3 separate regions of the Homo sapiens genome follow, and all the other regions are linked to region 3. Evidence: chromatin loops called from intact Hi-C (ENCODE). Cell type or tissue: Calu3. All regions are shown on one strand. Each heading gives the region's core, and the rest is flanking DNA. Links, peaks and the distances in the headings are about the cores only. Region 1 overlaps FSTL5 (follistatin like 5). Region 2 overlaps FSTL5 (follistatin like 5). Region 3 holds the start of FSTL5 (follistatin like 5).

Region 1 (11,428 bases), core at 1,774-9,773, 200 kb before region 3:
TTAGCCTTCCTAGATTCTCAGTTCTATCTCTTCAATTCAGGGAGACTGTTGTGCTCTTTCTAGGATTCTTCTTCTTATGTTATAGTCTGAAATTTCCCCGTCAATGACCTGGGGCAAGCATAGGTCTCATATTGATGATTGCATGTTTCTTAGGGATCACTGTCCATTGTTCCTTGATACCTGATGTCTTAACATATGTTTTAAGTACCTTATCCTGACATTTTAGTTGTTTTGGTTAGGAGAAAGAATATATTCCATGTTTAATAGAGTTTGACATTTTCTTATTGTAAAATCATTATTACATAAAAGGTGACAAGAACATTTATTGTGTTACGATGAGCAAAATTTTATAACTTTCAAAGACATATATTTATTTTATTGATTTAAGATACATATTTCCCATGTCTTAACATAGGTATAACATGCTAATTTTAGGATGTTATTTTTTATTTTATAGTACCAAAATAAAGTCTTACAGCTAACATCACTCAGCGTAATTTGTTACCTCAGATAGTTACATATGCTTTAGGTAAATAGTTTCTAATGAATTAATGTATAATGACTACATTTTCATGTTAAAACTGTAGAGCTCTTACATAACAGAAGTTCTAATAACAGCTAATTGAGATAATGGTAATGATAGCAGGACATTTAGTCATGCTTTTAAATTAATATATTTTAATAATATAAGCAATTTTAAACTACATGAATGAAAAGTAACGTATGTGTGAGAAGTATTATATATTTAGACTAGAGATGTTTCTTGGTATGCAGATTTTTTTAGACATTGTTGTGTTAATAATGTTTCTGCTCTCTAGAGTTCTGTGCTTTACAATTTATTGGGTGAGAATTGGACATCTGAGAAAGCTAATTCAGAGGTGTGCTATTGAATTAGCCTTTAATACAAACAGTAATTTACTAAGTGGTGTCTTGGTTGTCTAGAAGAATGAACTATGCTTCAAATTTACATTCTGGGAGCAGTTTGCACAAAAGACCAATTCTGGCTTCTCCTATTCCTGTCAAGACATAGCAAGTATTTCAAAGCATTTTCAGACCTCAAACTAAAATCATGTTGAAACACCAATTCGAGCAAAATAAGGTAGATACATGCTTATTATCTATACAATGTTATTAAATAAAAATAAGTTCAGAACTTAACTGTTTAATTAGCTTGTTTGCTTTTTCAATATTTATTCCTATGCTGAAAATCAATAAACAGATTAAGAAAACCAGAATTTTAATGTAATTTTTTTTTTTTTTTTTTTTTGAGATGGAGTTTCGCTCTTGTTGCCCAGGCTGGAGTACAATGGCACAATCTCGACTCACTGCAACCTCCACCTCCCAGGTTCAAGAGATTCTCCTGCCTCAGTCTTCCAAGTAGCTAGGATTATAGGCATGTGGCACCATGCCCAGCTAATTTTTTTTTTAAATATATTTTTAGTAGAGATGAGGCTTCACCATGTTGGTCAGGCTGGTCTCAAACTCCTGACCTCAGATGATCTGCCTGCCTTGGCCTCCCAAAGTGCTGGGTGCTGGGATTACAGGTGTGAGCCACCACGCCTGGCCATTTTAATATAATTGTAACCAATGAAATTATATGCATAAATCTTACCAAATTATAGAGTACTAAGATGTGTCTAGTTGATATGCAATATGTTTGCTTGTTATGTAGAAACATTTATATTATATAACTGGCTAAAAACAACTTATGTTAAATTTGATATATTTCATTATTGTTTTACAATAATTTATTTCAAATTTCTTAACTATAGTTTTGATTTACTTATGTCAATACTTACTATTTATTTCATAACAGAAGTGAAAACTTTTAAGCTGTTTTCCACCAATACAAGTCTGATAGCATTAAAATAGTAAGGAGACCCAAAGAAGACACTTTAAAATAATAATTACCTCAAAAGGATCAGATAGAAATAGGAAAAATAAACTAACAAGTCAGGATTTAGAAGAGTCAAGAGCCATAACGAAAATAAATCAGGAAATGCAATGAGTTCCTTTGTAAGTGAATATGAAAACTTTAAAATTTAAATTCTCATCCTAAATATATATCTCATTAAATATAACCATTTAAGAAATTTAATTTATACTATTTTAATTAAATATGCTTTAAATTTGTTTTATTTAGATATTTATTCTCAAAAGAAGAGCAAATTTGAGAATAGATAACTTCGATTATATCTTTCTTTCTTTCTTTTTAAAGAGATGAGGGCTTCTCTGTCACCCACACTGGAGTGCAATGACACTGTCTCTGTACCCTTGAACTATGGGGCTCAACTGATCCTCTCACTCCAGTCTCCCTAGTAGCTGGGACCACAGGTGTGCCCACTGCACCTTGCTAAGTTTTGTTTGTTTGTGTTTGTAGAGACGATGTCTCCCTAAGTTGCCCAGGCTGGTCTCCAACGTCTAGTCTCTACTGATCCTCCCACCTCAGGCACTTGTGTTGCTGGGATTGCAGGCAAGGACCCCCATGCCCGGTTTATCTTAAAATGTTAAATATCACTGCATTATGACTAACTGAACTGGTATACTTGGTCCCAAAGAAGTAATTAGTAATCAAATAATGTTATATACATCACATTACTCTAGAAAAATATATATATATATATACATATACATATATATGCATAGATATATAAATAATTGAGCTCTGAAGAGCATTCTTTCTTTATATTAAACATCACTTCATAATAAATTGGAATTCTTTAAAATTAGACATTCTCCATTTAATCCAAAAACTTACTGTTAGCAATAGATTTCTCCATAGAAAAAAAAGAACAATATCAATTTCTCCGAAGTTGAAAATTTGGTGTTAGATTTTTAAAAATTATAAATCCTAGTTAATACCTGAATAATCATTTAAATGTTCTAACTTCTACCAACTTGAGTTGATTTGAATTGTATCAATGTCCTTATATGTATTACATGACCAAAAGCTATGATAACAAACAATTAGAAAGAAGATATTGAAATTATGAAATGTGTTTTATGAACTCAAATGGATAAATCTATGTAAATTTAAGCAGATTAGTTATCTATCAATTATTTTGACATATGCAAATATATTATGTGTTGACCATATTATTATAGCTATATTAATATCACATAATGTTGTATAACTATTATAATTTGTTAAAAATAATTTTTATTTCATAAAAATTGACTCCCAAGCACTTGCAGGAATATTAAATATGAGTACAATCTAATAAAGTATTAAGTATTTTTCTACTCTATTATCACATTTAATAATTATTCCTAGTATTATTTAATATGTTAGTATTAAGAAAGGTCCAGATTTACATTTTGACTATTTATATAAACATTAGTAAGATTGTCAGTGCTATAAGAGTATTGTTCTGGTTACCTTTTCAATTATTTTGTCTCAGAAACTTGCATGGCTCTCAATGTATAATTATTTTGATACGAATTGGAAAATCATCTCTGTTTGCTACTTTAGCCAAGATGGTTCTTGTTGTGACATCTGCAAATCACTTTTCTTCTATCGTAACCATCTGGAACCCTCTAATTGATACCTTGCTATGAACTTGAGAACAATAGTACTTCCTCAGAGTATTTTTTTTTGTAGTTGCTGCTAATATATCTGTGATTCTTTTTTTTTTAATTCCTCGGAGTATTAATGAGCCCGCATTGCTCATTTGAAAATGGAATTATAGGCATTGTATGATAGCATCTTCTATTACTATCTTTAGTGTTGATCTGTCATTTAATTTTCATAAGTTGATGCCCTGTCTTTTAAGTTCCTTTAGGGCAGGCACCATGAATTAAGTATAATTTTGCCACTGAGAAAGCTTATTAACTTAGCTCTTAATACTCTTTAAGCCACTATATAATTACTAATTGAAGTTTCAGGCATGTTCATAGAACTAAAGAACTTTTATTTCTGAAGACACTGTAAGGACTAATTTAAATACATTCATTTTGTAGATGAGGAAAATTAATATAAAAATTTCATATGCTAGATTCATGATTTTCACAGCAGAATCCATTCTTCCTTTCTTCCAACCAGACCTCTAAGCACAAGCTTTGGGGTCAGAACTAACTTTGAATTCCAGCTTTGCCACTTGCTAGCTGTATTTTGTTTAGCTCAAACTTACAACTAATATAGGAAGTATACAAGAGCTCACAGATTTGCTATAAATTTAAATAAAATATGTAAGTTAAATACTATGCAAAACACCTGGCAAAATAAGAATACCATGGAAAACAGTTACTGCTTTTTTTTCACTTTCTTGTAATTTGATTCAAAATATCTATGAAATAATTTCTTTGTTCTAGCAAGTTTATGTAGACTTGTTCTTAAGACACAGAAATGTTCTTTATTAAAATAATATATTTTTAAATTCCTCACATATTGTATATAGTTACAAGATGAGTATTTTTAAGAAGTTGGTTTTGAAGTTTTAAAAATATAAATCAAAGCAATTAAAGCATTCTTACCTAGTTTCTTCAATTGCAAGGTTATCTATTGTGCATAATGGTTGCTGCAACTGAAATACTACAGTAACCTTGGTTCCTGTATCACAGATAATGTGATTTTCCTCTAATATATCTCAGATTTTAAGAGACTCAAGACCGTGACCGAACACTCATATAAACAAAGAAAATCATAACAAAAAATATGGGATTTCTTTAACCTGTATGCTTCTATGTACTCTTCACTTTTAATAACTCTGATCTTTTCTGAGTAATTGATGCAATTCAGTACAAAGAGTTATAAAAGATTTCTCTTTTACAAAAGTTTGCCCAACTATTACTGCTTTCAACATAATGTACATACTTATGATTACCACTTAATGGCCTTGGATAAGTATAAATATGACACTATGCTGTGCCAAACAAATTAAGAAGGCATCTTTCCTGCTCATGCTTGATACATGTGTAATTGTAAAATACACTGAGAAGTGATCTGAGTAATTTCTGAATCTATGAAAATACTTCAGAAACTGATTGTAATAGTGATCTTATAAGAGTACTTACATTTAGGAATATATCTCCATGAATTCTGAGGTTATATACAGAATTGAATTACTGGAACAAAGGATTTCAGATAATATAATAAAAAGTAATTTTAAGTAATACCCTTTTTTCTCTAGATTTATTCAGGCTTTATGAATGCTAAATACTAGCTATTCATACTTGTGATGATTTGAGCCTCTACTGAATTCTGATGTGATCCTGAAATATGACGGATAATAAATAAAGACACTAAATTGAGGTGGCTTTTATTGTAATATTAAGAATGTCTCTGAGAGTATGTTCTGGATTGGCAGTCATCTGCCTGAGGTGGAAAATTTCCACTCAGATTTAACCTCTAGCAGAAAATGACATCTTCACACTTCAGCTCGATGATACTGGTTTTAGATTATTTAATTAACAATCAATTTGTCAAATTATCTATTAGACTCCATAGAGCGGTGCAGCAGCTCCTTAAACATGGTTTACAAATTACCATGTAGAATCTTAAAAATTTTCCTTTCAAAATCACATAGTGCAATGAGGCTACATTATGTTGAAGAATACAGAGTTTTAGCAGAAATAACAGGGATTAGTTGCTTATTATTTACTTCAGAAAATCTCAAGCTTTTTTAATATAGCGGAGTGGGAGATTTAATATCAAAGGTTAACTATTTTAAAGACCATGGCTTTTCTTTTTCTGTTACCATAGGAAATCAACTATCAGATTTTTGGTCGGTTTATGGTGTTCTTTCATGAAAACAGGTCGTATTTAATTTATAATGTTTGCTTCATTCTTAGTCTATAAATATTAATAGTTTCCTGTGTTTGCCTTCTAGGACGCAGCATGATAGTAGCAGAAATTTATGAAACATGATTTTTGGCTTCTATATGTAACCATTACATTTTGGAATAAAACATTTTCTAATTTTACAACACATATGGTCACAATTCCTTATTTACTTTTTCCTGAGCTTCTTGAAAAGTATAATAATTTATTTATAACACATTAGACTCTCCTTAATTGTTGGTTTATCATTCCATTACTTTACTTTATTCTAGAGCAAGATAATGCTTACCTAATTATCAAGAAAGGACCTAGAGTTGATATAAAACTATTAAGATTTCCCTAAAGCATCATTACAGCTAAAAGGGAACTGATAATTCGTAAGCATACATTAATTGTTTTCAATATTTTTCCTAAAGCATATATTTATTCATGTGAATACTGAAGTTTTATTATACCTTTATATCTCCAATGTTTGACCTAAACTTCCTTTCAATATCCATGACCTGTTTTAAAATTCTTTTCAAAATCTCCAGCACCTGACCACTCTCTGGACACTTTTACAAGTTATCCAAATTAATAGGACTAGAGAATGTTTGTACCCCTTCTACATCTTATGGACATGTATCATCCAGCAACCCCACTTTGGAAGAAGCCCAAGACAGGCTCAAAGAGTTTTGGTGTCTTCCCCTTGGAAAAGTAAGTGAAATTTTTGCCTGGACTAGAGAAAGGGTGACAATTGATCTGTGTCTCCTATCTTTTACTTTTGATGTAATCATTTATTCATTTAAGTATTTAGTGTTAGTAAACTATGTGGTGGCAGAGAGTTTCCAGGAAGAGCTCATGGAATTTGACTTAACACATGGGTTTTCATGTCTAGTAGAAATGAACCAGGAAGGACTGTGACCTACAAATCTACAGTGGAAGCTATCATATTTTGGTTTATTTTCTTCCTGTTATCCTTAGACAGGATATTTAAATGTATAAAAAAGTGATAAATCACAACTTGTTTACTGCTGGCATAGTGCTCACTGGGCCCTTGTTCATGCTGTGCTGGGCTGAGGCACTTAATTGGTGAGAAGACGGCAGGGATTGTCATTTTCTGTTAGTGTCCCATTGTAAAGTGTTTTAGAAATTCAACCAAATTCCTTGGAATTTTTCTCTTTTCACCATTTACCAGTAGAGTATGGGTAATCTGTCATGGTTTATAAAGTTCCTACATACTTAGCTTATAAACTTAAGGACTATTGACTATCCAGGTAAGATAGATGATATTTAAAACAGCTGGGACTTAGTACATCATAGTATGTATGAATATGTGTATAAATTTCTAATTTTGTGTGAGAATATCTGAGTTTGTTTATATATACAAGTTTCTTATTGCCACAAAGACAACTTGGCTGCAATGAAGTCGTATGGTAAGAAACACAGAGTTATAGTAAGAAAACAATGTATATTGTTTAATTCATTGTTAGTTTCTTACTAAGGCATGAGCAAGTAAGTGAGGTTGTGGAACCTAAATTTCAGTTCATACTGAAGCTTGGCTTGGAACTCTACAATTGCAGACCACCCATCCTGATTTTGTTGATTTCTAGCTGTCTATTTTCAGTTTCACTAAATTCTTACTTAGTACAGCTAACTATTAAAAAAACACTAAACGAATTACTCAGGAAATCTTCTGTGAGACATTTTCATGGACACTTAAGGAAATTTCTATTAAAAAGCCTATTATTGGCTGAATTGCATTCCTCAAATGTGAAGTATACAAAACCCCAGGATTGAGAAGGTGATTGTATTTGGAGATAGGGTCTTTACAGAGATGATAAAGTTACTTTGAGGTCTAGAATAGATGCTAATCCTATATGATTGGCGTTCTTATGAGAATATATTTGAACACAATAATGTACATAAAAAATAATGTGCACATCATCCTGATGTGAAGACACAGAGAAAACATGGCCATCTGTTAAGCAAGGAGAGAGGTCTGAAACAGACCCTTCTCTCGCTGCCCTCAGAAGGAACCAGCCCTGCTGACACGTCCATCTTGGACTTCAAACATCCAGAACTGTGAGAAACAAATTTCTGTTGTTTAAGTCACCTCATCTTTGGTATTTTGTTATGGTAGCCCTAGCAAACAAACATGGAGACACTTCCTTAATCTTGCCCTCATGATTCTACTTGGGTATATCTATTCCATCTTTCTCAAATCATGCTTTAGTTAACTCGAATTAATGACCAACTTCGCTTTAAATACAAAAAAAACCTCAATCTTTTACAGTGAACATATTTTACGCAAGATGGACTTAGTCACAACTTAGACATAACGAGCCTGGTAAACCTCTCACCATAAAGTTAACTAATTAAATGATATGGGATTTCTGTTTCACAAAAAAAAAAAAACTGTTTCATAAAAATAAAATTTTACAACGTTACTCAGATATCACAATTTGATAAAAATTTTAATTTTAGTTTAGTTTACCTGAGATAGTCACCTTGTTACATCATCTTAAAATTGTCCAGAGGCACAGCTGATGAAGGGTTTGACATATTCCTGTTGAGTATTGTTGAGAAACTCCACTTTACAAAATTTTCTTTGACTCATCTGGAAGGTTTATTGAGCAAGAAACAAGAAAACAGCCTATCTTCCTAAACCTTCAAAAGAACCAATATTTTACTCAACAAAAAACAGATACAAAAGAAAACCACAAAAATAGAAAAAAATTAAAAGAAGAAAAGAAAGGTAAAAAAGGATGAAAATTAAAAAATAATAATAAGCAAAACAAAACAAAACTTTATGAAGAGGAAAGTTTAAAAAGGATAGTGCCTAGATTTAAGGAAAAGAGAAAAATATTCAATAATATGAAATAACTTTGTAAGTTGTTGATTTGTTAAATGATGTAAAGATAACCTAAAACCTATCTTTTTTGTTATATTGAAAGTATTCTGAAAATTAGGTGCAGACAAAAACATTCTCTGAAACTATTAATTTGGAGTGATAGTTTCTGTAGAATAAATTGGCTTTTCTTTCTAAAGTCATTTATCATTGATATTAGTAGGTTTAAAGAGCTTTCTGTATTATTTATTTAAAATAAAAGTTCACATATTTTATGTTTTCAAGCTAATAAAAGTGATTAAAATGCTGACTGAGGAATCTCAAATATCATAATTAAAGAAATGTCTCAATATAACTTACAAACAAATCTTGAAAGTGATAATATTTTGTGTTGAAAATAAACTAGATAATTTCCCCCAGGAGTTTGCCTTTAACATCTTCTGCACTTAAAGATATTTCAAAAAGAAAATAAATACTTGTGTATTTTCTTTTTTTTTAATTTGTTTATTTTAAATAGATTATAGTTGTTTAGAAGAAGAGCTTTGGTGTATTTCTGACTTTGTTAAATACTCTGGTCCTTCACTTATTAACTTTGCAACTATTAGTAATCAGTTTATTTTGCCACACATCAATTTCCTCATCTGTAAAACATATTGTTCTGAATGTGAAATACAAGGAAATTTGTTCTGAATGATATAATACATGCAAAATTCAGTGTTTGGCAGAAGAATGTTAGAAAACAAAATTGGTTGAAAGAGAAATATGTCTTCATTATTAGTTAAGTGAATAAAATTAAATACACATGGACAATATAAATGCAATGTCTTTAAAAAAAAAGTCATCCTTATCTTTGTGATAACTATGTCTATAAAAGAGATAAAAACACACAGAGTTGAAAAGCAGTTTTGATTTATAAATCAAATAACTGCATTACTTTTATATGCAGTAGAGCACATTCTTATATGGAGAAATATAAAATGTTATTTTTATCATAGAAGAAAAATAGGACAGAACTCCACCATTTAATATTTAAACTAGACATTTGGAAGAAGATATTTTAAAAATTTGGTAACCTGGAGGTTAGAAGGGATCCCAGAGATGTTCTAAAACAACCATTCCTTTGATATATTTTAATCTCCTCAACAGTATCCTAGCCAAGCAATAATTCCATGTATGTTTGAACACCTGTTGTGACAAGTAACACCACATATTGCCAGTCAAGATTGTCGCAAACATCTTGATTATTCAAAGTTAATATTTGGTTTATATTGAGCCAAATATGGTCACTTTAGCCTCAACTTATTCATCTTTTTGGACATTAAAAGACAGGAGAATACCTCTTGTCATAAAAGACCTTAAGAAGCAAAGATGATTATTATGTCTGCTACTACCACCCAAGACACAGACATACACACACACACACACACACACACACTCACATAAGCACACACACACACACACACACATGCCCAAGGCCTTGTCCCTATTCAAAGAAATTTCCAAGGGCCATGAACTGATGACCTGGCCATGAAAGTTTTTACCGCATTGACTGGATTCCACTGTACAGGTTGGAGGGGCTTTATTTTTTGGAATTATATACCCTACCTAGATGTGAAAAAGAAAAACGCACTCCATATTTAGTTTTGGTAGAGAGTACAGTTATTAGTTGATTTATCTCTTCTGTCATATGATCTACTAAGTATAGACAAGTACGTTTAATTCATACTGTCTCCATTACTTTACTATTTCCTTTCCCTACATCTCTCAAGTGATTTTATCCACCCAAGTGTTGAAAATAACATATTTTATCTGGTTTATCTGATTTTCAACATTTTTGGGAAACAAAAAGTGCAAATTAAGACAATATAGGCGAGAGCAGCGATCTATCTATAGAACCATGTAAAAGAATTAGATGTGCAAAAATAAATAGCAGAATTTGTTAGAAAAGATAGAGAGATCAAAATACCAATTTAGGTATTTGGTTTTGGAAAAAAAATCAAGTTATCACATTTCCACCTGTCTGGGAAGTTAGTTCCAAAGAAAAAAAATACAGTGATACAAAATATATCTCAAAATACTAAAACAAAAACGAACTCATCCTGTATTCCACTGGATATGAAATGCAACCAGTTGTATAATCCACACGTATTTCCTGTGCAAATGAGAAAGATCAAACCTGCTAATATAGATGTATTGTGGTATGCTGCAGGGAAATAGAAGAAACAGAAGTTAGGATGAATAAGAACCTTTTTTTGGAGGAACCAATTTGTGACCCCAATCTTTAAAAAAATGAATTTAAAAAGGTAAATAAGAAATGAGGGATGATAATAATAATATAGGCAGAGGAAATGAGGATTTGAGAAGATAAAAAATATGGTGTATGTTTGAAAAATGCAGTTATTTTAGTATTACTGTGTGTGGGATTCGATGCAGAGGGTGAAAGGGTATGAGCTAAAGAGGTTGGTGAGGACCAGACCCTTGTGTTCTGGGCTAAAAAAATCGAACTGGATTTGATGGGGAGTCACTAAGTTTCTCATTAAGGAAAATTATGTAATGTTTTGATTGATTTGTTTAAGAACACTTACAATAATGTAGAAGGTGTCTTTCAGGAAAAAAGAGTGAAATTAAAGCCTTGTTTCCACTATCAAAATAGTCCAGATGAAGGTAATGAGGACCTGAGGTAAGATCATTTAAGTAGGAATGAAAAGGTAGAGACAGATTTTAAAACGCTAAGGATTTAAAATCACAGGACTCATTCTATATTTAGCAAGTTTATCTTGATATATCAGTAATAATATTTTCCAGGACTATAAGGGACC
Region 2 (11,428 bases), core at 1,746-9,745, 600 kb before region 3:
CTATTTATCTAGCCCAATTAGTAAACTGGTAGCCCTCTGTGACTTTTCACTCTAACTCATTAGTAACTCTCCCAACCAACCCCAATCCAGTTATTTATGGCAACATATTTATTATCAATTTGATCTCAATTTTTCACATTTTTCTTCCTTCAGTTTAGGCCTTCACTATTTCTAGCCTTTGTGCAAAACCTGTGAACTGCTCTTCTTCTCAACAGCCCTGCACAAATCCATTCTTCATTCTTCATACTGCCGACAAAGTTATTTTAAAATTGAAAGTATTATGTTGCAACTAATCTAATTAAAATCCTTTACTGCATTCTCCGTTTCTCAGATTAATATCCAAACTACTCAACCTAAAATATCCTTCATTACCTGGTCTGTATTAGCTTCTCAAGATTTATATATGGTGAATCTCTTCGTAAAAGCCTGCATTGATGTTTCTAATCTATATCCTCTCCTTTTTCCTCTTCCTAATTAGACTCCTCTTTCTAATAACTCTTAACTTTCTGATGACTCCTAAAATAACTGCTGTTTCCTTCTATTTCCTTCCATCCTCCTCCTTGTTCTTTCTTCTCCTTTGCTTTCTCCTTCTATTTCTTCTCTCTTTCCTCTTCTTTTTTTCTTACTTTTCTTCATTGTCCTTTATCTCTTCATTCATCCTCTACTCTTTCCACTTTTCAAATGTACATTTTAGTTTTAAAATTGTCACTTCTAATTTCATTATTTTTGAACAGACAATGCATTCACATGGTTGAAAAGCTAAAACATACAAAAAGTACACTGTGAAAAGTCTCCCTCTCATTTCTATCTTACTGTTTTCTACTTCTCTCTCTTCCTGTAAGCAAATTAATTCCTGTAAGCAAACTGTTAATGGTTTCTCATGCATTTTGAAGGAGATTTTATGTATAAACTTATAAATATAATTATGCATAATATATATATCATATGCATGTAAAATGTGTTCATGCCTTACTTAATGAAGGTGCTACGTTCTGAGAAATGTATTGGTAGGTGATGTTGTCACCATGGGAAGCTCATTCTGTAATTACACAAACCCAGATGCTATAGCCTATTTACACACCTAAGCTATATGGTATAGCCAATATAGCTCCCAGGCCACAAACCTGTGCAGTATCTTACTGTACTGAATACTGCAGGCCAAGCTTGTCCAACCTGTAGCCCCCAGGCCACATGCAACCCAAGACAGCTTTCAATGCAGCCCAACACAAATTTGTAAACTTTCTTAAAACATTATGAGTTTTCTTGGTGTGATTTTTTTTTCTTTTAGCTCATCAGCCATCATTAGTGTTAGTGTAGTTTATATGTGGCCCAAGACAATTCTTCTTCCATTGTGGCCCAGGGAAGCCAAAAGATTGGACACCCCTGCTGTAGACAATTGTAGCATGATGGTATTTATATATCTAAACATATAAAAGGTGAAGTAAAAGTAAGATATAATATAAAAGATGGTACTCCTGTATAGCGCACTTACCACGAATGAAGCTTATAGGATGAGATGTTGCTGAGTCAGTGAGTATGTGGTGAGTGAATATAGAGGCCTAAGACATTATTATACACCACTGTACACTATAAACACTGAACACTCAGGCTATATTAGATTTATAAAAAAACTTTCTTTCTTCAATAATAAATTTTCCTTAGCTTACTGTAACTTTGTTACTTTTTAAGCTTTTTAATTTTTTCAACTTTTTGACTCTGTAATAACACTTAGCTTCAAATATACATTGTACAAATGTACAAATTTTTTATATTTTTATTTTATAAGATTTTTTTTCTGTTTATACAATTTTTTAATTTTAATTTTTCCTTTTTAAACATTTTTGTTAAAAATTAAGACACAAACTCACACATTAGTTGAGCCCTACACAGGGTCAGGGGACCTGTGTAGGTCCTGTCTTTATCTATATCACTGTCTTCCGCCTCCACGTCTTGTCTCACTGGAAGGTCTTTCAGGGGCAATAACACACATGGAGTTGTCATCTCCTGTGACAACAATGCCTTCTTCTAGAATACCTACTGAACTACCTGCCTAAGGCTGTTTTACCGTTAACATTTTTTTAATTAATAGAGGAAGTACACTCTAAAATGACACTAAAATGCGTAGTAAACATATAAGCCAGTAACATAGTCATTTATTATTATTATTATCAAGTATTATGTAGTATACATAATTGTATATGCCATACATTTGTATTACTGGTAGCACAGTAGAATTTTTACACCAGCATCACCACAGATGTGAGTAATGCATTGTACTGTGACATTACAATAGCTACGACGTCCCTAGGGAATAGGAATATTTCAGCTCCATTATAAACTTATAAGACCACTATCTTACATGTGGTTCATCATTGACAGAAATGTTGTTGTGCAGTGCATAACTGTATTTTAGATGATAGATAGATAGATAGATAGATACATAGATAGATAGATGATAGACAGATAAATATTTGTTACAGGAATTTGACCTTACAGAATTCAACTGCAGGAGCTGGAAAAAGTATCTCTGTAAGACTCTTATCTTCCTGTCTGATTTTGGAGCTTGAAGTTCACAGAACTGGCAGTCAAAATGGGAAGATAAATGGAAAGTGAGAGAATAGGTAAATCCACAGAAAGAGAGAGTAGATTAGTGATTTCCAGGAACTGCATGGTTTGAGATGAATGCCTGGTGGCTGTTAATTGGCTCTGGGTTATTTTTTGGTTTGGTGAAAATGTTATCGAGTTAAGATAGTGGTGAGGATTGTAAAACTCTGAGGATATTCCAAAAAACACTAAATTGCGCACTTTAACAGGGAATTTAATGGGGTAAAAATTGTAGCTCAAAAAACTGAACAATAATAACAAGGCAAAAAAAAAGAAAGAAAAGTGTATACAGTATGTTTTCATTAGTGTGAAGAAAAAGCAAAAAATAATAGTAGCTTGTAAATGTCTCAACTTGGCTAGGCTGAACTATATTCCCCAGAATTCTTTTTCTTCTACATTTCCACTTAGGGTGGGTCATATTTAATTTTGTTCAAAGTTTGGAGGGCAGAAGAAAAATTAAAGTCACTTTGAGTGCTGGGGCACAGTCACTATGTAACCTTGTAGCCCACACACATTGTTGCAAAGCTAAGGCACGTGTTGTAGGTGTGGAACAACAGTCTGCAAGTGTTCCACTTTCCCTCAGCTTTGCCAATTCCTGGGCATGGCATGCATCTGGTTCTGTCCAATGAGAGCCAGAATCTCAGGACACCCACCTTACTGAGAGTGGAGGCGATGAGAATGGACATGGGTACTAAGCCAATCTCATGGACTCCAGTTCATGCTCATGGTTTTGCAATTTTTCTTGCTCTTCCCCACTGGACGTTCATTTTCCCTCCTCTAATTCTTTCAGTTTTGTTCTATTGATCTATGTCTATGCTGTGTCAGTATCACACCACTATCATTACTGTCACTTTGTAGGAAGTTTTGAAATTGGGAAGTGTGAGTTCCCCAGGTTTGTTCTTCACACGCAGGATGATTTTGACAATTCCAGATCCTTTGAATTTCCTCATAAATTTTAGGATTAGCCTGTCAATTTCTGACAGCTGTGATTTTCATAGAAACTGCACTGAATCTGCCCATCAATTTGGGGAGTATTGCCATCTTAATAAAATTAAGTATTGAAATTTATCAACATAGTATGTTTTTCCATTGATTTAGGTCTTCTATAATTTATTTCTATAATTCTTCTATAATTTATAATTTGGCTTTCAGTATAAAAGTCTTCTGCTTATTTGGTTAAGTTTACTCTTAATTACCTATTTTTTGATACTAATATAAATGGTTTTTTTTCCTAATATTGTTTTTTTGATTGGTCATTGCTAGTGTATGCAGATCTATTTGATTTTTTTCAACCTTGTTTATTGTGGCAAAATACCCATAATATAAAATGTACCCTGTTACTGCTTTTAAGTATACAGTGCAGTGGTGTTAAACACATTCATAATGTGCAACCATCACTATCACTCATCTCCATAACTCTTGCTGTTGAAATTCCATAACTACTACACAATAACTACTTTTTGCCTCTATGATTTTAGACTCCTGAAAGTACCTCATATACATAGAATTATACAATATTTATCATTTTGTAGTTGGCTTATTTCACTTAGCATAATGTCCTCCAGGTTCATACATGTTGTAGCATATTGCATAATGGTCTTCCTTTTTAAGTCTGAAGGATGTAACAACAACATGAGCCCTAGATTAGCATCAACATGTGTGGGCTACAAGGTCACATGGTGGCTGTGTCCCCGCATTCAAAAGTGGCTTTTCATTTCTTTCTGCCTTCCAAACCGTGAACAATATTAAATATGACTCACCCTAACTGGAAACATATTTTATGGACATACCACATTTTACTTCTCCATTTATCTATCAACAAACACTTGGGTTGCTTCCATATTTTAGCTATTGTAAATAATACTCTTATGAATATGGGTGTAAAAATATTACTTTGAGATCTTATTTTGAAAACTTCTGGCTATATATCCAGAAGTGGAACTGCTTTATCGTATGGCAATTCTATTGCTATTTTTTTAGAAATGAATATACTGTTTTCTACAGAAGTGCTAATATTTTACATTTCCACTTATAGTGAATAGGGCTCCAAATTCTCCACATTCTGACCATCCGTTATTTTCCTGGGCTTTGTTTGATAGTGGTCATTGTACTTCAAAGTTGGCTCTAATTCATGTCAGCCTCCATTTTTGTGCCTCACTATTTAGGCTGTGCTTCTTTATTATTATTTCTGCTTTTGTCAATCTTACTGCTTCCTCCATGGTACCTATTAATGTTGTGGCATATATGTCCCTGCAACAAATAATCTAATCACCCCGTAGCAGTCAATGGATATTACCACTGCTCTCTACTGCTATCTTTTCTGTAGTCTTATTTCTCCCCAACAATTTGGCCAGAAAGTGCACATATTGTTCTTGTCAGTTATACTAAGGCAAATTTGGAAAAGTTATTGTATAATTTAGAATTATTGGGAATAACATTACTATAATCTAAATTGGTTAGAAGTGCCAACCTGTTTTGAAAGTTTTCTAAGTAGTAGCGCCTTACTACATGTAATTAAGCCAAAATGAAAAGAAAAAACAACACAAAAATTGTCATAGTAGGGTGCTAAAAAGAAGATATGTAAATGCTTATGCGTTAAAATATTATCTGCATATTATAATAAAAGGAATAAAAATAAAACTATGCCCCTCATCCACATTGAAATTTATTGTCTAGACATTTTATAAACATTTGATATTAATTTTCTTCAGAGTGAATAATATATTTGTATTCAAATTTACATTATTCAGATAAATCTCAGCCAGCCTAATTAATTCTACAACAATACTTGATGTATATTATCAGAACCATCAAATTATAAATTATGCATGTGTATATATGCATGTGTACATATATATGTACACATGCAAGTACACACACAAACATTTTTAACACAGTTCCAGTATATGACCTGATCCTATAATAAAATAATAATAGCCATAACAATAAGGAATCATTAGCTTTGGAATTGTATTCCTATATATATATATAAAAGTGTTTTCTTAAGGAGAAACTGCAGTTTTCAGTTTTATCAATAGATGGCACTACTATTTACCATATGTTTTGCTAAAATATAACAATATTTGCTGAAATATATTAATTGATAACTAATATAATTTATTTAATTAACTCATATAATTAATTTATTAATTTTTATTCCTAAAAATTTGCTTTCAATAAACAATTTACTATTTCCTTGACATAGTAATGTATCACCTGTAAATATTCACTTTCAAAATGATACTTATAATCTTTAATCTTTTATTAATACATGATAATTACTGTTAAATGCATTTTTATTATTTATAAACTTTTAGATACTTCCAAAGACATAATTATTATTATTATTTAATGCCTTCTAACTCAGAGTAGCATTTGTAGGGGAGATGCCTATTGCGGGTGTCAGGAGTGGTGTTATCACTAGGTGTTCTGCTTGCATACTATTTGTTTTTATTCTAAAATTCACTGGTGTTAAATCAAAAAATGAGCTGGAGGAAACTTCCAATTCAATAGCATAAATTATCTATAATAGTGATAGAACACTGATAGTCACAAATGATATATTTTCTATTGATAATATTTTATAAAACTATATGATGCACAAAATTATATGTATTTTGTTATAAAACACACTCCCAAATCACTATCATAGAAGCCACAGTACAGGGAACCTTCTACTTATCCTCTGGCAAAGTTTACTTAAAATGATTTGTGTTAGCTGAAAATGTGGGGCCGAAAGCAAAGAATTCATAAGTGCCTCTCAGACCTCCGTATTAACAGAAAACTAATCAAAGCCCTCCAATCTATACAGATTTCTGGGATTCATTTGACATATCTTGCCTATCATCATCATCATCATCATCATATTTATTATAATTAGCCATAAGAACATCTTTTTGCATTTGATTAATATGAAATGTTTGACTGGCATTAAATTCTTAGAAGTAGGTTTGCTTAGTAAATGTCAAGTAAATGGAAATCCACATAAACTTAATGTAATCTCAATAAATATATTGAAATAAATACATATATATGTTTTTGAGGGAAAAAATGCTAGTTGCATTAACACATTTTTCTCTCTGATCCTCATATATAATTATTTATCTTACACAAGTGGCAGTCTTGATTATTAAAAGAAAATTTAAGCAGGCCAGAAATGAAATCTTGGTACCTTTTCAGGCTGTTTTCCTTTTGCAATATGCAAAAGCTTGCTGTTTGCCCGCCACTTAAATGTCAAAAATCCCATGTGGGTCAGAAAAATATCTTTGCTATGGCATGAAAACACTTAATTGTTAACCTATTCTGTTATAAGATTAGCCTGAGTGCTGATTTCCTTCTTGTGAACGTAGTATAACTTGAGACACACACACACACACACACACACACACACACACACACACATATATATGATATTTTCTTTATCTCTTCATTGGTTGATGGACACTTAGATTGGTTCCATATCTTTGCAATTGTGAATTGTGTTATGGTGAACATATGTGTGCAGATGTCTTTTTTATATGATGACCTGTTTTTCTTTGGGTATATATGTAGGAGTAGGATTGCTGGGTTGAATGATAGATCTACATTTAGTTCTTTGAGAAATCGCCACAGTTTTCCATAGAGGTTGTACTAATGTACATTCCTACCAACAGTGTATAAGTGTTCACTTTTCACTGCATTTGTGCCAACATCTATTGTTTTTTTCTTTTTTTTTGGACTATATATATATATATATATATATATATATATATATACACACACACACACACACACCGTGGAATGCTCCTCAGCCATTAAAAAAAAACACACATAATAATGTCTTTTGCAGCAATTTGGATGGAACTGTAAGCAATTATCCTAAGTGAAGTAACTCAGAAATGGAAAACAAATACCACATGTTTTTACTTATAAGTGGAAGCTAAGCATAGTATTCTATGGTGTATATGTACCGCATTTTCTTTATCCAATACACAGTTGATGGGCACCTAGATTGATTCCACATCTTTACTATTGTGAATAGTGCTGTAATGAACATAGGGCTGCATATATCGTTTGAAAAAACAATTTATTTTCTCTTGGGTATATGCCCAGTAATGGAATCTCTGGATTGAATGGTAGTTCAAGTTTTAGTTTTTTGAGAAATCGCCAAACTGTTCTCCACAGTGGCTGTACTAATTGACATTCCCACCAGCAGTTCGTAAGTATTCCTGTCTCTGCAGCCTTGCCAGCATCTGTTGTTTTTAGACTTTTTAACAAAGGCCATTCTAACTGGTGTGAGATGGTATCTCATTGTGGTTTTGATTTGCATTTCCCTGATGATTAGTGATGACTAACATATTTTCGTATCTCATGGAGGGAAGGAGGGAGTAGCAAAAATCAAGGAAATGAATTATAATAATTACTCATAAGTATAAGAAAAGCGTTAAAAGGTATTAATCTGGAGAACTCATAAAAGCCTAGGTATAGCATGTGAAAATGTATTCTATATTTTCCCAGTGCACCAGAGGCAGCAAATTATTTTCTGAATTACTATTACGTATGATGCTCTGTTTTACTGTTAATTTCTAAAACATTCTTCCCATTTGGTCAAGTTTAAAAATGACACAGATGTCAATGAATGAAATCAAATTTACTATGTATTACATGATACAATAAAGTATGCTAAATAACATAAAGACTAATTAGATAATTCCAGTCATAACTTGTGATCACTGCCCGAACCATCTGAAGCTATTGTTTTGAACTTTAGAAATGTCATTGTACTATTTTAAATTGAACTACAATTTAAACATAATATGGAAGAAATAATCATAAATTACACACAATAAAGATCTGAGAAAGCATCTAGCAGTAAAACAACACAGAGAAAGAGATTAGATAAATTCATTAATTTAAATAAAATAAAATTTATTTTTAAAACATATGGATTAACAAGTACACATGCAAATTGCAAAAGGTGCTTAAAATCTAATTAAGCTATCTTGAGAGTGCCCTCATGTTAAATCTTTAAGATCAAATAAGCCTCATTATCACATTAACCTTCTTTCCACTCTCTTGTTATACAAGTGTCATTACATTAATTAGTCATTATACTGTTTTTTAAGTGCTGGCCACCTCATGAGCATTTTGTAACATTACCCAGTACTTGTATACATAGAAGTAATCTATGATATATCACTCCTAGTCCAGTAAACCATATCATGCTAATTTAAATATCTATGTGTAGATATAACCAGATTATAATTTTATGAAGAAAACAACTTTGTAATATCAAAAACAAGATGCAGTACATTCAATTACCTATGTAAAAGAATTCTAGCTGAATGAATTTAAGTCTAAGTCAATCATAGGTGAATAAAAAATAATAGTATCTGAGAATGAGTCACCTATCTGAGATTTGCTCCTATAAACAAGAGAATCTACACGTCTTTGATTCATGTAGAGGACTGTTTCTCCCTTCAACCCTTAAAATGATGTTCTGTTTTATTGCTAACTTAATTTCTAAAACGATCTTCCCATTTGGTCAAAGTAGGAAGAGGAAAGAATCATTGGCTTGGTGTGTTTTTAGAAAGATTGAGCACATGGAACTCATCCTTTCTCATGTGTTGGATCTGCCTGAAAAGAGGATGCATTCTATTCTGCTCTCTTGGCAATACGAGATCAGCAGTGTTGGCTCTGTCTCCGTGTGCTGAAGTCTAGGGTTGCCCAGCGACGCCCATGACTTGGCAAATTTTGGAGTCCATATTTGCCATATATCTCAACCACCTTCTCTAGGCAGCTTTACCCACAATGCAGGTAATATTTTGTCCTTTATGTCAATCACTATTGCATCTTTCTCTTAATTGGTTCTGAAGACAAGGATCAGGAGGAAGAAGAGAGTGGTGTTCTTTACCGATCTCCTATATGTGCAACATCTGATGCTTTGAGAACGCTCTAGAAACTTACAAAGAATAAAGTGCAGTTGACACAGTAACACCAGGAAGAATCAAAGCTTTTGAAATAGCTTCAGCGGGTAACTTAGCCCTGATGGTATATGCCTTAGAGCTGATCTTCTTTACAGTAGGGAAGTTAGCTTTTATATGCTGCAGCCTCCGCAGGTGGCTTTGGGTCTTAAGCTTTACTAAATATGGCATAATTTAATGTTATCCTATTGGGTAAGTTTTCCCCATAAATGAATAGCTGTGTTTATGCAGGCAGAGTTATGTCTAACAAATATACACATTAGGAAGCAGGTCACCCTATGTAGGAGCTGTCATTATTCAGCTTTGAATTACACAGATCAAGTTTGGCCTGGTTTAAAAATCAAGGCTAAGGCAGAGATAAGTTATTTTATGTATCAGTAAATGGCTTTTGCTATGTTTCTTAACCAGGTCTGTAAGCAGTTTTTTTGTTGTTGTTGTTTACCTAATGCATAGGCAGCTAATTTCCATTAGTAATACAAAGCACAAATATAGGTTATTACTCTAAATTATTAATAGCAGCTATAGTTAAGCAGTACTAAACTGACTAACAAAATTACATGTACTGTCTTTAGTTATATAGAAGGAATCTTGCAGGGTTAACTTTCTATAAAGAGAGGCTTGTTCAAAGGTAGCAAGTACCCCAGTTCTGTTATTTATGTATTTTCTTATCATGGCTTTCTACAATGTGTCTTCACCCAAAGAAAGATTATATATTGTATTATATTTCATTACACCCTCAACCTCCTGGGCTCAAGCCTCCTTAGTATCTGAGACTACAAAAACATACGTGTGCATTACCATGCCTGGATAATTTTTAGTGGAGATGAGATCTCACTATGTTACTTAGGCTGGTATCAAACTAGCCTCAATGTTCCCTCCTTGGCCTCCCAAAGTGCTAGGATTACAAGCATGAGCAATTAATGAACAAATACAAAGTAAAAAGCCATGGCTGCCATAAACATTTCTTGGTATCCAAGATCTGGGCCCAAGGGTTACCTGTTTCAAATACCAGAATTACATCATGGAAGTTGTGAAGGCCACCATTAAGCCAAGGAATGTCTCAAACCATTACACCAAGAAAAAAGTGTCTTATTTTAGAGAAATCAATTTCAAGGGTGGGGTAGAAAAACAACTCAAAGGAGGTGTTGCCAACTTAAAGCCTAAGACAGCAATTACATTTCTGTTCCTCCACTGTCTCTGAGAATTGGGTTTGCTCAAGATACCAAGTAGCAACTGAAGTGGTTTGAAAACATATACCTTTGATTTTCCATCACAACATAAATAGTAGAAAATGAAAGGAAAATAGAGGAAGAAAGACTGATTATGCTGGATAAAGTTTATTTAAGAGGACATCTTGGAGGACACAGCAGCCAGATATGAAAAGGAAAATGAGATCTTTAAGTCCAACACACAAACACACACACACACACACACACACACACACACACACACACACCCCACATTGTGGCTCTAAGGACTAAATTCTTTTAAGGACAGTATCCTTAGACAATGAAGAAATGTTTTAGTTGTCTAGTGAATAAAACCTGAGTTGGGGCCTAGCAATCTAACAACAGAAGAACATGAAAAACCTCAGGGAGGGAGGAGAAAGAATGGATACGTCAAAGCTTTCCAGAACCAGGAGCTAATGAGAAACATCTATTCATCTACTCATGTACATTTAAAAATGCTGCCTCTTTAATATATACCCTTGTTTTTTTGTAACAATACAGTGGAATGTATCCTTATTTCAAAGACATTAATACAGGAAGAAAAGTAGTGTGTAGAGTATTTTAGGCTATGTGCAGTTTTGTAGAAGGTGAAAAAACTGTGCTGTGGAGAAGACTGGGCAGGACAGTGAGTGA
Region 3 (11,428 bases), core at 1,892-9,891:
TTGGGGAAATAATAAGAGGCATTTACATATAGTAAAGAGATTATCATAGTAAAAATGATTAGTTTTGAAAATGATATAGCTAGTTACTGGACTTTTGACCTAAATAGAGGTACTAGACATGTAAACTTGGTTTGATTCCCTAATTCATCTATTCCTAGTTGTGTGACCATAGGATACAGTGGTATGGAGATTTGATGTGAATTTCTGCTTTCTTATATTCATATGAGTAATTAAGAATTCAATAGTATCAATCTTTACAAAGCCATGCAAATGTTACATTACTTAATATGGGTTTATGGCCTGATATCAATAAAATATATATGAATACCTATTAATATTTTGAATGGTATCTATGTCTATCTTATTCCTTTTCCCAGATGAAAAAGCAAATTCAGGATCAAAGACCAAATGATACCAATAGACACTCCATTATGAAGCAACAAATGTCTTTACTAGTACCAACTCACTGCTTCTTTTTCTTTAGAAATATGAAGAGCCAGATTCCATAATCCTAAGTGAGGCAGCTCAGAGTCTGATTGACAGTAGAGTCACAGCAATTGCTGTGGCTTTGAGAAAAGGGACATGTAACTACAGAGGGCAGGTAGGCATTTGTGTTTTCATGTAAGGACATTTACTTTTAGGGTTTTGGAATTTTAAAAATAATAATAACTCAAGAGACAAAAAAACAATATCTAGTGGTCCAACTACAAAAGGTAAATTATTTCCATTTCATCATCATCTTTGGGGAATATAGTTCAGGTGTGTATGTTTTAATTGCTACTGTATGTATGTCTTAATTGCTACCTTGGTGCTACATTCACAGAGAAAATACATCAGTAAAGTAAGTTTCTCTATTACAATGTATATTTAAATACAACTCAATGAAGAAGTATTTTTAAATCTTTTGCTTTGGAATTGTTACTTGTGCAATGAACTAGTTATGAGTTGAAATAATATTCTATGTATTGACATACAAATGAACTCACTAAGCAACCACTTTGCTTTAGAGATGTATGTAATTTAATACCAAAAGCCACATTAAATTAATATTAATTACTTGATTTTAAACCAAGAAAGTTCAGAGTGAAGCTGTTCTCTTATTTTACCACATTTATGTGTGAAAACATTAGTACACAAGGAATAAAAATATGTTATGCGCAGGGATATCCAGGCTGTGTTCTACAGAGGTGCATGGCTTATTATCTGAAGATTTGTAGGAAGTAAACTTGATGTTTTACTTTTATAGATTGTAATTTCCAAATCCTTTATCAGAACTCATATTTTTAAATAATTAATGTGGTGCTATAAACTCTTCATTATGCACACATCCATTTTGTTTTTTATTCCTGGCAAATATTCATTTTCAATTGTTCCTTGCCTTGCCAATCAGCATGAGAGGTTCTAAATGTCATTTTAATGCCAAAAAAACTGGTATGTGCACAAGCATTCTAGCCGAAATAAAAAATAACAGTAATTAGAAGACAAAATTGCCATTAAAAGTTATATATTGTATTACAGCTTATTATCTAAATTATTTTGTAATAGCTAGCATGTCTTTAACTTGCATGTTCTAGGCCATGCCCTTGCATGTTTATTCTAGAGTAGAATTTACATATATATGTGTATATACATATATGTGTAAATATATATGTACACACATAAATTCATACACACGTATATACATTCTAATTGTCTCAATTACTTATACTATTATTTAATTCATCCTCTTTCAGAAAACCCATTGGAACTCTGAGTTTATCAAAACATGGTCCCATCCATTATAATAATATCAATTCATCAATACTAAGGTGATTTAAAACACAGGGGGACTAATTGCTTTACTGTATGGTTACCAATTTAATTGGAAAATTAGGATATTTCCACAAGGGATTCTACAGCTAACCTAAAGTAGGATATACCCAAAAGATTTTGGAGGCGTTGAAGCAGAAGGTGATTAACTCTGTTTGGTAAAGGATAATTGGTCACTTGACTCTTAGAACTACTCTAACAACAGGAAATATTTTTTTCTAGTTTATTAGTTCACAAGAGTCTTTTGAGCTTCATAATATATTAAGTAGTAAAAAATACGAGAGATACTATGTCAATTTTGGGCAAATATGAAGAACTAATAGAAAGATGTCATTCAAGGCCTTTGGGTCTTATTGATAAATGAGCTTTAAATATTATTTTTAAATGGTCATTATTCAAAGAAAACTATCCAAATTATTAGGCAAATAACTTCTTAAATATTATTTTAAAAGGTATTTTTATTTTTTTCAAACTTTTTAGAGTATTTCAGATTTATTATGACTTGTATTTTTCTATCGCCCATGTTAGTAACTAGAAAACAAAACAAAACAAAAAAAAAGCAAGCAAGCAATATACAGCCTTGATAATAAAAATTCCAAATTGATTCACCCTTATCTTAAATCTCACAAAACATAAACAGGAATGCATTTTATTTGTAAGAAGAAATAATCTATCTATAAATTTCATTTTTGACTCAATTTTTAGTTTGATCGATAACCCTCAAGAGGTTGAGAAACAATTTAAAAAGACAAATTGAGCACGTCATGTAATATATAATTAAATTATTTTGATAATTTTCTGTAGACTTTATGAAGTTCATCACTTTTCTGCAAACGGTGCTGTATATATTTGCAGTGTGTCTGTAATGAAATGAGTTAATGTCTTAACAAGACATCCAGTGTTGTGTTACTGAATAATCCTTTACATTTTACATGAATTCATTGTAACTCCAAAATACGGTCATTTCTTTGTGGATCAAAGACTTAATAAGGGGCCACCACATTTGAATATCTTTCATAAGTGTCTTCAAAGTTGGCAATTTGATTAGTTTCAGTGGAAATGTTATTCTGCATTTAAGTAGTGTCCCCTATATGCTAAATTTGGGCTTATGATGGGAATCTAATTTTACCTTATTTCAGGACTAAGATGCAAAAGCTAAAAGTGTAGAAAAATCAGAAAAAAAAATGCAGCTAATGTTTTACATTTGCAATCTCACTGAGTCAACCTTTGGTTATTATTGCCAGTAGCATAGTTTGACTTCAGTGTTTAAATATGTTATTGTTAGATGAAACATTAAATTTCATCTTAAAGAATTCCAGATATTGGTAGTTCAAGGTAAATATTTATACTTGAATAAAGACATACATCTTGGAAAACTTTGTGCAAATGGAAGTCAATGACACACTTAGGTACATTTTGAGTAAATATAATGTTTATATATAGTATGCCTTTCAAATAAGTTATAAAATTAAGATATGTATTCATGTTTCAAGATAATAAATAAAATTGAAAATAAAATAAGCCATAATTCTGTTAGAAATTTCACAGCCTAAATATTTATACCAACATAATTAGTTTTAACAAGAACATTTCAAAATTTGTAGTGGAAAGAATGATTCTCTGTGTATTTAAAGGAGATTATGTTGTATAAACTTCCTAGCTCAGTGTTTTATATATTCTTTTTTGCCCCTCTACCCAATCCAGGCTTTCAAAATTTGTATGAATATTTAATTTAAGATCACATGACTGACATGAATCCTACAAAGAATATCTGTTTAGGGTAAAACATGTGAACAACTTCAAAAGATTTACATTTGACCTTTAGTATTTGCAACAATATGCATTGCTTGTGACAATCACTCTCTTGTAGGGCTGTGTAGTAAATACAATGAAAAATCTCTACCTAGAGGATTTAGTTTAAATCATAAAATTCTAAAGCTAAACTTCATCCTAGTAACTCTAATGCAACTAGAGTAGAAATTTTATATTTTAAAATATACAAATATTTAAACCTAACTTAGTGTACGCCTGCTGAAAAGCATAGCTCTATTCAGTTGAATAATACTTATTAAGTACGAAACAGCTTTATATTTAACTCATTCCTATTAATATTGGACATCTACTTGCAACCTAAACTCTCTCTCTCTGGAATGTAAAGGAAATATCCCCCACCCCCGTCCTTTTCCAGGCATCATTTATACTTAATCTAATGTTACTAAATGACATAAATGAGAGACCACAATTCCATTTATCAGGCAAACCATCACACCTGTCAAAGTCATGAATAGTAATAAGAAATACAAAGAGCACAGGATAACTTCTATCATTTAATAATTGCTCACTATGAGAAGTATTGTTCAGTCGTTTTCCACACTGAATTCTTTCTCTGTACACACTCAGAACACACTGCCAATTGATAAAAGGAACATAGCTTCAAAAGAAAATTCTTCTAAGTAAAGAAAAGCTCTCTGTTAAGCATGCAAGAGGTTAAACATTGCTGAAATAGTGAGACATTTTCTCAGCCCACACTTCCCAGTTCCATTCAATTACCAACAGCACAAGCGACTATAATACAAGCGAATACTGTATTATTAAATCAGAACTTCCCATTTACATCCACCTCTAACCTGAGGGGGTTGCAAGGGGATGACATTTGCTAGTCAACAGCAGAACAAACAGCCCCCAACTTGGAAATACACATGACCTTGGGGTGTGGAATGCTCAGAGACTGAGTTTCACAAGTTTTATTTGGATCTACTGCATAACAACACATCTAAATGGACCCAGCATGATGTAAATGTTTCTATACCTACCTCCTCCCTTCCAAAAAATGTTAAGAGAGCTCTGCACTTTGAAGTCTATGCTTTAGATATAGGAATAATATTGATGATTAACCAGAGACTAGTCCATTCAAATAATTATTTGATTATATTTGTTCTAAACAACTTGTTGGTTGATTTATTTAACATCATTTGCTAATATATTTGGGGGGTTTCCTGGAATGGTTCCTATCCTTTGAACCCTGCTGAAAGTATTGCTCTAAAATATTTATATTTATAAAGCAAGATATAACATAATGACATCAACTTCACAAAAAGCAAAGCTCTCAACTTCCCCTCTAGAATTTAGTGCATAATCACTAACAGATTGTCTTGTAATAATAATAATAATAATAATAATAATAATAGTAATTATTAAAATATTTTTGTAATCATTGCCAAAAGTCCAGTTTCAAATTATAAAAATAAGCATAACTTGTTTTTAAATTTTTGTATGGCAGTCTGTATTTCTCCCCCACTTGTAATCATTTATAACAATATTATTTTTCTTACCTTATTTTAACAGTCACAAAAGTCCCCCAGAAAGATTCCTAAACGCTGTGGAAATATAAATCACAATAAAAAAAAAAAACTCTCAAAAGATCGTCTTAGCTGGGGAAAAAAAAATAGTTTGGTCTAAAACTATAGAAATCTCCAAAGTCACGCCTGAATGAGCGCCCAGGTGGCAAACAGAGGACTCTCTCCCACGTCCGATACCACACTCCTTTGTCAAGTTGATATGGGTCCTGTTGGTGAAGCGGGTCCCACAGGGCACAGAGGGTGCAAGAGGGCGTTGCCTTCAGGTGCTGGAGCAACTGGTCCGCTCGCGTCTCAGGTTCAGCACCGACAGCACAGTGGACAGTACCAGCTCCTTTCACCTCCAGTTTGTCTCAGTCACTGAACCAGGCTGATTCTCGCTCCTCCTCCCTAGGCAGGAGCTGCTGCCACTCAACCCGGGGGTGCCCCGCCCCCACCATCTGACGTAACTATTTTGCATATCAACTCGCCGAGAGGTGAGGGGCCGCCCCCTTGACTGGGCTTCTGCTAGAGTCAGCTGCGGCAATCGGGGCAACAAAATTCAGGCTTAACGTCAGCGTGGGCATCTTTGGACTTCAGGATGTATTCTCAACCAGTCCAGTAGAAACTAAACGCTTTGACGGTGCTGGAGCCTTTGCCTTCGCGGGGACTGCCGTTTCTGCGCACTCTAAGATCGCTGCGGGCACAGCTCTGGAAGGAAGACGGGGCGGAGAGAGGGGGCAGTGGAGCACGGAGAGGACCGAGTGGGAGGCGGGTGGGGAGGAGACGGAGAAATAGAATGAATCTATTCAACCATTCTTGAAAACATCTCCAATCCTTTTCATCTTCCTGCCCAAACTTTGCTGCCTCTCCCTGCCATTTGGTTATTTGAACGGATCCGTATTTGGTGTTCCTACTCCCTTCCCTCGGTTCACGGAGCCTCTGGAGGGAGTCGCTGCTGCAGAAACTTGCCTGGAAGAAAAAAAAAAAAATTCTGAGCACTGAGAGAAAACGTGAAAGCTTGCAGCGCTAACCATCATTTCTAAACAGAATCTTAAGGAAAAAAAATACGAGTGCTCCATAGTATATATTATACTTCATATGCGTTCCTATAAAACCTACAGAACCTTCCTTATTCATTCTCATGATTTAAACAAATCCTCAAACTGTATAGACTTGGAGATTCCAGAGGGAAAAAAATTAAATAATAAAAAGTGAAAGTTATCAGCTTCAACTTCCACTGCCAAAATTATGAAGGTTATGCAATATTTATTATGTCTACTATATCAATATTTCTATGAAAGATGGGCTATGCTGGAAGCTTTACATAGCCTTTAGCAATTCTCTCAGTATTTGTGATATTTCTTGTCCCAGTGAAGCTCTAGCCTCCTTGAAGGCAAGAGAAAGGGGGCCTGTCATGCCAAATTCCACAGACTGCTTAAACTTGTAAACAAACACTTTCAGTGAACTGAAGCAATCAATCATCCAGAAGGGTGATTATTCACATTCCATGCACATGTCCCACCTACAGCTATCATGACTTACTTGGACAGAGAAGTGGGTATCTAAAACTAAGCTTAAATTTTCTTAAGTTGGATAAAGCATGTTTAATAAAAAAGGTTGTTTATTCAAATAATGTCATAGCATTTCACACATTGCTTTCCATCAGAATGCATACACACTGATATGTGTCATCATATGCCAGGAGTCTGATATCATCTAGCACTGGATCCACTCACAAGCATTTTTCAGGGACTCTAATCAAAGGAATACACTTACTTATTTCCCCATCAGGAAAAATAATGCATTTTATTTTCTCTAATATTAAGAAGTTATTTGAGGAAGTCTATTTACTTTGTGGACCCATACCCCCAAACTGCTTCTTTCTAGTTACTTAAAAAAGAAGAAATAACAGAGGAAAAAACTATGGTGTTTTTGCTTGAGGGAAGGAACATTTTTTTATTCTGATTCACACCCACATAAAACTTTCTCTATGGCTTTATTCCAGAAATTGCCCATTTCTTTTCTGAACGTACAATCCCCAGTACTATTTCTCCAACACACCTTGACTACAAGTTTTGCATTTTGGGTAATCTGCAATGTTTTTGTTTTCTCAGACAACTACTGATTTTGCATTTGTAAGTGTCAAGTGCCATGACTTTTTGCACAGATATACCCATACATGCATGTATTATGAGTTCTTCAATTCCCAAAGTCATTTTAATAAAGGTGGCAGACACCATGATATGTCAGGAAAGATGATCTGTGGGGGCAGATGGGTGTTGCACAATTACAATTACAATGGAGCCAACTGTATAACTTGAACTTAGGCTGGCTACGGCGCACATGATATGCTTCTTTTGGGAACATCGCATAGCACACTTTGGTCTGCTTCATGCCAATGTGCTGAAATGTCAGAGAAATCTTGATAGTTCACTTTAGCAATATAGAGAGTACATGATGTATGCTTATAAAATTCCACCAAGACCTATGTTGTTTGTATAATGGACATAATTTTTCAGTTTACTCCAGTGATCATAATGTTTTGGACTATGAATTCAATTAAAGCAGTCATAATATTATTGAAAAACCTGAGGGAATAAAACTAGAAAACAAACCTTCCTTTGAAAGATGGAAAGGAAAGCCAAATCATTTTCTCATTTTTTCACTGTCTTTAAAAAGAGGGACAGAAGAAAGAAAGAAAGAAAAGAAAAAAAAAGGAAAAGAGCTATTTTGGGAAGCATGAACAAAGATGAATACATGCAGAAAAGCATTGAGAATATCCTCCTAGCGGATTCTTGGTTTTGTACTGTCCTAAATGGCAATGTGACTGAGGGCAAGTTATTTAAACCTTTTCATCACACACATCATTTGTAAAATATATAGGTTATCCTGTTATCTCCAAAATTCATTACATGCTTGTCATTCTGTAATTTTATATTAGACTTCAACCTATTTTATATATATATATAATTTGGAATCACTATAAAAAGGTTAAAAAGAAAGAGCATATATATAAAAATATATAATAGAAAGAAAGAGCATATATAAATACAAACAGCATATACACAAAAAAGAGCATATATATATATATATATATATATATATATATATATATATATATGGCATCTTCTTTACTTCCATTACTTTCTTACTTTCTATCTCTTGCTCCCTTGGGCCCTTTTGTGCTCTCCACATATGTTTTATTTCATTGTAATGTTCTATTTAAAATGTCTATTAGGTATATGTCTACTGTGGTAAAGGGCATTTAAATACAGTATTTTGTTATTGAAAGAAATATTGACACAATATATTTATATTAAATTTCTTAGCTAATTCCAAATTGTGACCTTAAACAAATTTATATGTGTGCATGTGTGTGTGTGTGTGTGTGTGTGTTTATGTGGGTAGGATATACTAAAGAGAATTTTCAAATATGTTTTCTTAAAATTATGGAAATAAAATTTAAGATATATGAATTAAAAACTCACTACTAATAAATAAACCCGCAAATTAAAGAACACTATTTCATTATGCACACACACGTATTTTATCTAAGCAGCAATTACAATTTTCATGAGATTATATCAGTTTAATTTTAAATCTCAATTAGTTTCATTGGAATTATTTGAAATCTCAATATATGTTAAAATTGAGATTATGTTGTTTTTCATTTTCTCTATTATATATCATAGCATAGGCATTTTGGTGGCTTTGGATAAGATTGTTAAATTTAATCAAGACTACTGTGAAAGGTCTTTTCTTGCTAGTATTTACATTAACACACAGAAAGATACACTAAGAGAGACAATTTTTATCATTTGTAATTATAAATCCACCATCAAAATGGCACATTTCATAAAGGAGTGGCGGACTTTTTCAGAAATACTGGCTAAAAGCTGACTATAACTTTTTGCTATTCTACCCCTCAAATTATCAGATTAATGCACATATAAACTTTAATTCTCACTGTGTAAACAGGCTTCTTAAATTCTACAAGAACCTGGATAAATGTATAGTATGAATAAAAGTTATAGGTTTAAGAAATTGTTTGATATCAATATTTATTGAGGTAATATTAATTGGAGAAAGACAGAACATGGTTTAATAAATGCTGCTTAACTGGAAAGCTGAAACCTACCACATTTAATACAGAAACCTAGGTTTGGCCTTAAATAAAAGATTTGCTCATTGTCATCAATAATTTGGGGTCAAAATGAACTCAGAATTATAGTAACTGGCCACTTAAAGAACCACTGCATAATCAAAGGATGTACCATGAATGCTGAGGGTGCAAAGCCAAATAAACCTATTTTATTCTCCATGATAAATATAGATTATTAATGTTATAAGTTTCATCTTCTCAATTGAAGGGAATTAAAACCCGCTCTTTATATAGCCACATCATGGGGAATGAACATTAACATACAGATTTAGCAGACTCAGGTTTGTGTTAACTATTCTAGTTTTTATGCATTTTCGTATTTTTTTTATTTAGTTGTCAACTTCACAGACACCCTCATCCTGCTTTCCAAGTAATACTGCTATGAGTTTCCCCCTAAAGCTGTATTTTGCCTTTCTGTTTTGGCTTGGTAAAAATGTTTGATTTTCCCACACTAGTAAACAATGGGAATTAACTTTCAATAAGAGCAAGCATCTATCAACGTGTCAATGCACAGAGTTTTCGAGCTCATATGAATGGATTCAAAAAATATTGCTCTATAAAAGTATAGATTGAAATGATGAATTGATTTAAAAATTTAGTAAGTATAATTAAATAAGAATTAAAAATTGTTATTATAGAGCTATGTATCTTCACAATTTGAGCTATCCTCCTTAGGGATGTTAAATGTGGACATAAACCTATAAGTAAATCATTTTTTCCTTGGCTTAGGAAAAAGCATCTGAATGTAATTTTTTATAAACTAAACTTGGCGAGATAAGAACATAGTTTTATTTTGCTAGATTTATATAACAAACATATTTAAGTATCCTTTATTTTCTATGAATTAACTTCGGTGTTAAAAAAATCTAGAAGTAGTAACCATAATTAAAATATCATCCATTAATAAGCCTTTAAGTACCCTATACTAATAGCAATATTGTAGAAAAAAAATTGAAATTATAGTAAAAGCAGGAAACCCTAAAAGTATCAGCTAATTCAAGAAATACTTTACAACACAATCTGATCTGCTTCTGTGATTAAATTAACCCTAGAATTACATTTATGTACCACAGTAATAAATAATATTGTTGGCTGCATTTATAAAATTAGAAATAATCAATTATGTGAATCAGATATATTGTTACCTTCATTGTATTAATAGATTTTTAAATCAATTCATTGAGTTTTCCTTTCTTTTTTCTATTACTTTAATAGAATAGAAATTAGTACTTCGTGAGGCAGTTTAAAGTTCGGTAATATTAAGATTCTTTGGAATCTAAAACTATGATGCTATTTCTTAATTGAACTTTAAAAAAAAAAAGCATGAGACTTGCTGATGCTCAGACAGACAACTTACGTTCTTAGAGTGCTTGTGTTTAAGAGAGCTCTTAGGGCATCTATTGGCCTATGTTGGTATTGCATATGAGAATTTCAGTTCTCACAACTTGAGTTATATATTTGCCCACAATGATTACAATACGTGCTGCTGATGAATAGATTTATGTTGGAAATCTGTAATATCTATTGTTGAATTTAAAGTATTAAGCAAATGCATAAAACACATATGGTATGGGAGTTGGTCTTAAAAGCGTTTCGATATCAGCTATTTCAACATCTAAAAAATGTATGTTAATTATTTTTTAGAATCTAATGTCCCTGTTCATATTAGTTGCCGTCACCATTTTACTTACACTTCTGAATTTTTGTTTTGTTTTGTTTTGTTTTTTTGAAATGGAGTCTCGCTCTGTCGCCCAGGCTGGAGTGCAGTGGCGCGATCTCAGCTCACTGCAAGCTCCGCCTCCCGGGTTCACGCCATTCTCCTGCCTCAGCCTCCAGAGTAGCTGGGACTACAGGTGCCCGCCACCACACCTGGCTAATTTTTGTGTTTTTAATAGAGACAGGGTTTCACCGTGTTAGCCAGGATGGTCTCCATCTCCTGACCTAGTGATCCACCCGTCTCGGCCTCCCAAAGTGCTGGGTTTACAGGCGTGAGCCACTGGGCCCGGCCACACTTCGGTTTATAGGAGAGACAAAATAATGGTTCTTTCAGTTTCAAAAGAAGTAAACACAGTAACATGTTTTACATTATAACCTTTACAGCAGAATGTAAAAGGACATA

The links. A loop is a pair of places that touch in the nucleus more often than their neighbours do. Peaks named below come from ENCODE experiments on the same cell type or tissue, not always from the same donor. Only the 100,000 strongest peaks of a DNase experiment are listed, where the experiment ranks them.
Region 1: a loop joins it to region 3, with 2.2 times the contacts of the local background. A loop is called at or near these places in 3 of 110 quality-filtered maps.
Region 2: a loop joins it to region 3, with 4 times the contacts of the local background. A loop is called at or near these places in 13 of 110 quality-filtered maps.

What each region holds. Positions count from the first base shown.
Region 1 is chr4:161,958,917-161,970,344 of GRCh38, forward strand. The region is part of intron 3 of FSTL5 (follistatin like 5); the gene reads right to left. Among named protein-coding and RNA genes, the nearest start is that of FSTL5-AS1, 58 kb to the right of the region's middle. In Calu3, for the core only: no CTCF peak of the experiment used is centred there; no DNase peak of the experiment used is centred there.
Region 2 is chr4:161,558,779-161,570,206 of GRCh38, forward strand. All of the region lies in intron 8 of FSTL5 (follistatin like 5), which reads right to left. Among named protein-coding and RNA genes, the nearest start is that of FSTL5-AS1, 460 kb to the right of the region's middle. In Calu3, for the core only: no CTCF peak of the experiment used is centred there; no DNase peak of the experiment used is centred there.
Region 3 is chr4:162,158,474-162,169,901 of GRCh38, forward strand. It overlaps FSTL5 (follistatin like 5), which reads right to left and starts at 5,527. Exons shown (of 16, transcript NM_020116.5): 1 at 5,142-5,527. RefSeq lists an enhancer at 5,681-5,790. In Calu3, for the core only: no CTCF peak of the experiment used is centred there; no DNase peak of the experiment used is centred there.